2 separate regions of the Homo sapiens genome follow, and region 1 is linked to region 2. The links are chromatin contacts, found by Hi-C or POLR2A ChIA-PET in ENCODE. All regions are on one chromosome and are shown on one strand. Each heading gives the region's core, a stretch centred on a gene start or an enhancer-like site at or near the end of the contact. The rest is flanking DNA. Distances are from core to core; before and after follow the strand shown. Region 1 holds the start of PARVB (parvin beta). Region 2 holds the start of EFCAB6-DT (EFCAB6 divergent transcript).

Region 1 (2,500 bases), core at 1-2,500, 210 kb after region 2:
CTCCTACTTCTTCAAGGCTGGGGCTTCTGGCTGTGAGCATCTCAGAAATCTGTTTGCTTTTCTCCTAAGTCACCGTCCGCCTGCCTGTGCCTTCTCTGTCTCCAGCACCTGCTGAGCAGCCATCAGCCAGAGGCAACATCTGTGACATCACAGCTCAAAGCCCTGCCTGGGTATCTAGGCTGGGCATGGTGGCTCACACCTATAATCCCAGCACTTTGGGAGGCCGAGGCAGGCGGATCACCTGAGGTCAGGGGTTCGAGACCAGCCTGGCCAACATGGCAAAACCGCATCTCTACTAAAAATACAAAAATTACCCGGTCGTGGTGGCGTGCACCTGTAATCCCAGCTACTCAGGAGGCTGAGACAGGAGAATCGCTTTAACTCAGGAGGTGGAGGTTGCAGTGAGCCGAGATTGTGCCACTGCACTCCAGCCTGGGCAACAAAGCAAGACTACGTCTAAAAAAATAAAATAAAATAAAACAAAACAAAATAAAATAAAATAAAATAAAATAAAATAAAATAAAATAAAATAAAATAAAATAAAATAAAATAAAAATAGCCCTGTCTGGCAGTCCTCGGGATGAAGCCGTTTCCTCTGCTTCCAACACATGCGAGGCCTGTCTCCCCTCCTCTCCCCTCCCTGGCACCCCACACTGTCCCCAGGGCCTGCTCTTCTGCTCACCTCATGGTACCGGCCTGCAAGCCATTTCCTGGGGCCTCCCCGTCGCCTCTTCCAGAAACAACTCCTGGAACTCCCCTTGGAGGTCAGGCCAATGACCTGTGCCCCGCATTGCCCTCCATCCTCTAAGCTTCCCGTGGGTAGGGACAATTCCCAGTTCTGAAGGGCTCCCCCTGCCCCGGGCCTGGCTCTTGGCAGAAGCTTAACAACAGACCGGCCACGTTCGTGTGACCTGATTCTCTCCGGCTTTCAGGACGTCCTGAGGCTGCACCCACGTGGCAATGGTGTCTGTCGCGCTGTCGCCTGGATCCGGCACCACTAGCGGAGCCGAGCAGAGCCCAGGGCTCCAACGCGTAGGGAAAAGGCTGCGCCGCTCCCGGGGTGGCCCCACGCCCCTTCTCTGAGCTTGAGCGGCGGCGCGGGACGGGGACGGCTCTGGCCGGGACCAGCAGGCCTCGGGCATCCGGGACGCCGGGGCCGCGCTCCAGGCCAGGGGCGGGGGCGGGACCGGGGCGGGGGCCGGCGGCGGGGCCGCGCCCTCGGCCTCTCCCCGGGGCGACCGGGCGGCTCCACACGCGCTGCGCCCGCCGCCGGCCCCACGCGCGGCCCATGTCCTCCGCGCCGCGCTCGCCCACCCCGCGGCCCCGCAGGATGAAGAAGGACGAGTCGTTCCTGGGCAAGCTGGGCGGCACCCTGGCCAGGAAGCGGAGGGCGCGCGAGGGTGAGTGCGCGCCCGCGCCCGCCGACCCCCGGGGACCTGCCCGGCGGTGCCCGCCCTCGGCCCTAGAGCCCCACGAGGCCGCCCCCGCCCTCCCCCACGCACCCCGCCCGGCCCACGCGGCTGCGCGACCTTCGGGACAGGCCAGGCCTTTGACCCAGGACCCGTAAACAACGGCCGGGACCTGGCGCGTGGGGCCGCGGTGGCCTCCGGAGTCTGCCAAACGCGCGTGCGGGCGCCTGCGCGGCGGGGACCTCGGGCCACCGTGCGGGGCCCGCGCCTGCTCTGCCTGCCGGGTGTTCAGCTCTTCCCTGGGCCAGCGGCATAGCCAGCCGCGCGGGGTGACCGTTCATTCCATGAGCAGTGACGCTCACGTGTGCAGGGCACTCTGGGCAGACACGGCCTGGGGGACCCACTACTGGGTGTTGCGCGGGCGCCCTGCAGGGTGCGGGGCTCAGGGCGTGCAGGGCTGAGGCCTGGGAGGCCTGCGAGCAAGAATTGCAGAGATCCCATTAAAAATTTTTTTTTTTAAATTTTTTACTGCGTGTGCTCACGAAACACTACCAACCTCGTACGTTTTAAAGATTGTTAGAGTTGCAAGGGATAGTCTGGTGTCTTTAAGTGTACCGCTTGCCCAGGGCCTCCTGGGAGATACATTCTGGAATTTTCTGCTTGGGTGGGGAGGTTCTGCCCCGGGACCATGCCCTATAGTGAGATTTCGGATTGGTGAGAGGTGAGGGGAGCTGCTGTGGAAAGGCAGATGGAGAAAGGCCGGCCTCAGGTGGGTCCCCGGGAAGGAGCCCTCCCATAGCGGGTATGCAGTACGGTTTCCTTAAACCACCTGGGCCTGACATATCCCCTGGGAACTCTTCCTGTGCCTCCAGGGATTAGTGTACCCCGGGATGCAGGTCCCCCATTCATTTCTTCCCTGGGACTCTTGTATTCCTAGGGATGTGTGTGCCCCGGGAAGACATATGACAGATTTGCCTCTAGGCATGTGTGTGCCCCCATGCACCTGCTCCCCAGGATTTTTGTACAGTGCAGGGAACGCTTGGTTCCCCAGACATTTTCTCCCAGGGATGCCTGTGCCCCCAGGGATGCGT
Region 2 (3,209 bases), core at 516-3,015:
TAGATAGCTGGAACAGGGCAGTTTTTCCCTGGAGAGCGAAATTTACAGTCTCAGGTAAGCACTTCTTGATAAATATCTATGATCACCTATCATGAACCAAGCATTAAAATAAGCATAGAGGAAAAAGGGAAAGCACAGATAACTAAAATAAAATCCTCATCCTCAAAGGATCTTGCAATAAGACTGGATAGGAGGCAAATATCTTCACATATAATCAAAGGGGCCATTTCTGACTCACTTTCATATCCCCAGAACTTAGCCAAGTAAACGTTTGCTGAATTGAAGGCAATGGATAAAAGACATGAACTGTAGTGTATGAAAGTAGAATTGATTTACAGCATTTCTGTTAAGGCCACCCATTTAGGAACACATATTAAATTAGGCCAAGGCGGGCGGATGGATCACTTGAGGTCAGGAGTTTGAAACCAACCTGGCCAACATGGTGAAATCCCGTCTGTACTAAAAATACAAAAATTAGCTGGGCGTGGTGGCAGGCGCCTGTAATCCCAGCTACTTGGGACACCGAGGCACGAGAATCGCTTGAACCCGGGAGGTGGAGGTTGCAGTGAGCTGGGATCGCTGCACTCCAGCCTGGGTGACAGAGGAAGACTCCATCAGGAAAGAAAAGGAGAGGCGAGGGGAGGGAAGGGGAGGGGAGCGGAGGGGAAGGGGAGGGGAGGAGAGAGGAGGGGAGGAAGGGAAGAAAGGGGAAGGGAAGGGAGGGGAGGGGAGGGAGAAAAGAAAAGAAAAGAAAAAAGAAAAGAAAAGAAGAGTCCTCTTAACAGGGGCAAGACATCCTGAAAGGCAAAGATTTGGAGAGAAAGGAAGGGAGTAGAGAGAGGGGTGATTTGGACAACCTTCAAGTAAGCCCTATACAGATGTATACCTCACAAAGTGCTTCCAAACAAAATTTCTGAGGGAGGCAGGGGTAATTATGTGCAGGCTGTGGGAGAAGAGTGTAAAAGAGCAGAGATTTTGCCGTGATACAGAAATGAGTTTGAATTCTGGCTCAGAAACTTCCTAAGATAGTTGTGTGACTTTGGAAAAGCCCCTTCACCCCACAGGTTTCAAGTCCTCGTCTGTCTACAGGAGGGAGTCAATCATGACATTCACAAGACTGCTGTGGGCACAAATGAAATCAGGGGCATGAGACATGTTGTAAACTGGAGAGATTTAGGGCGTTTCCACACACATTTCCCAGCTGATTCTCACAGAGAGGCAGGGAAGAAGACGTCACCACCGTCAGCGTTGTTTATCGTTCTTCTCCACATATCAGGTAAGCTACGGGAACAGGGGCCCTACTGTTCCCCACAGGGCCCCAGGGCCTACAACATGCCTGGCACAAGCAGACGCGCCATGAACACCTGAATAAACGAATCACCACCCCTTCGTCCCTGGGGGTGGGCAGCAGCGCCGGCCTTCTCAGGGCAGTGAGACCCACGGAGCTGCCCGCCCGCCCGGCCCCTCCTCGGCCTGTCGCACGCGCGTGGCCACCCCGAATACAGCCTTACCGGGAACCCCTCCTCGATTCTCCGCCTAGCTGGGCCGGCACCCGCGTGCGCGGACCCCAAGCCGCGGGGTCTCAGAGGGGCTGCCCATTCGGCGTCTCTAGGACGCTGTTGCCCGAGAGACGACGGCAGTCGCTGACTGGAGAATGAGCCTACGCGCCTGGCAAGAAGCTGAGCTGTGATTGGTCAATTGGAGATAAACGAGGAGGGGGCGGGGCCAGGTCAGTCCCGCGCCTCCGCTCCCGGAAGAAATTTCCGCCGGAAGTCCCGTTCTCTGGGGAGCGGGAACCCTGGCGACCCGTGTCATGGGAGCGGGTTTCTGTTACGTGGGCTTTAGCGCGAGCTGGGCGGTCGGCCCGGTCCCACCGAACTGCATAGGGCCGTGTAGCCGGGGGAAGTCAGCCCCCTGCTCTGAGAAGCAGACTCTGCATCTGTAAAAGGCTAAGCGTGCCCACTGGGGCCTGTGGTCAGGATTGGCTGCAGTGAGGTCCGCAAAGCCCCTACCGCATCCTGCGCCTTCGTTAGGGTGAGCAGTCATGGGGACTCGCATTGTGCCACCACGTAGCGGGTCTCACTGGGTCCGCTTGTCTGCTCGAGGAGACAGCCGGTGAGGACGGGAGCTGGCCTGCTTTGCCCAGGCTGTAACCTCAGCCTCCGCCCATACCCACAGTAAGCATCCATTCCATTGATATTCGCTAAATGAGTGAATTATTACTAAGACAGAGGGCCGAGTGGAAGCGCCATAAATCACGTGAGTGAATGTAATTGTTGTCGCTGACCCTATGGAGCACTTCCCTTGCCAGGCACTCACCCATCCTAGGTATGTACTTTACATGTAATTGTCATCTTCATTTGTCTTCACAACAACCCTGTGAGGTGGGTGCTGTGGTTACTCCCATTTTACAGATAGGTAACTGAGGCACACAGAGCATTTTGTTCAAGGACACACTGCCAGTCAGGGGTAGGAGCAGAATGAGAACCTATGGAGCTTGCTCTTAGGCACCCTGCCACACTGCTCACTGTGGGAGAGAAGCAGCCAGGCAGACGTGTGCAGCTTGGAATTCCTTGCACACATGGCTGCGGCAGGTCAATTAGGTGCCCTGGTGTGTGCTGCAAAGATGGATACTATGCGGTCCCTGCTGGGCACTCTGACTACTTCACTGGGCAGCTAGTTTTCCTGTTCACCAAGAGAATTCTTTCCCATGGCTTGTCTCAGACCTCCCGCACTCACTACTTCCTCACCGGACTCAATGACCATGGGTCTTATCCCATTGAGAAAATGTAATGCATAAGAATGGAATGCACTCCTTCACAATCACTTTGGCATTCATCGCCTCTTTTCCTCTTGCCCCAAAAGAGGGTCTCTTACAGAGGCCAGTCCCTCTAACTGTGTCCTGGATCCCTCCCCATTTGCCTTCTTTATTATAGGCAGTGCTCTAAGTGTGGTCTGGGAATCCCTGGGGATCCTGAGACCCTTTCAGACTGTCCATGGGGCCAAAAAATACTTTCATAACACTTAAGACTTTACTTGCTTTTTCATTGTTTTTCTCTCATAAGTATATGGGGGGATTTTCCAGAAGCTACATGATGTGTGATATTGCAACAAATTGAATGCAAAAGAAGGTAAGAGATCCAGCGGTCTTGTACTAAGCCAGATGTTAAAGAGATCTGCAAAAATAGAAAACTGCCCCTCTTTTCACT

Evidence for each region. A loop is a pair of places that touch in the nucleus more often than their neighbours do. ChIA-PET counts read pairs that join two places held with the same protein, here RNA polymerase II (POLR2A). Pooled maps may share reads with other maps.
Region 1: a loop to region 2 is called in a pooled map, with 9 times the contacts of the local background. The contact joins the promoter of PARVB here to the promoter of EFCAB6-DT in region 2. A Hi-C loop is called at or near these places in 2 of 37 single-sample maps with no recorded cell type and 6 of 50 pooled maps. POLR2A ChIA-PET finds 5 or more read pairs at or near these places in 3 of 52 experiments (CD8-positive, alpha-beta T cell, activated CD4-positive, alpha-beta T cell and activated CD4-positive, alpha-beta memory T cell).

Annotation. Positions count from the first base shown.
Region 1 is chr22:44,023,052-44,025,551 of GRCh38, forward strand. It overlaps PARVB (parvin beta), which reads left to right and starts at 1,251. Exons shown (of 13, transcript NM_013327.5): 1 at 1,251-1,400. The coding sequence starts at 1,289. RefSeq lists silencers at 1,119-1,228, 1,259-1,378, 1,449-1,498, 1,549-1,758.
Region 2 is chr22:43,810,657-43,813,865 of GRCh38, forward strand. It overlaps EFCAB6-DT (EFCAB6 divergent transcript), which reads left to right and starts at 1,766. Exons shown (of 2, transcript NR_186822.1): 1 at 1,766-2,328. EFCAB6 (EF-hand calcium binding domain 6) reads right to left here and starts at 1,649. Exons shown (of 32, transcript NM_022785.4): 1 at 1,512-1,649. RefSeq lists a silencer at 1,171-1,412 and enhancers at 1,744-2,013, 2,255-3,056.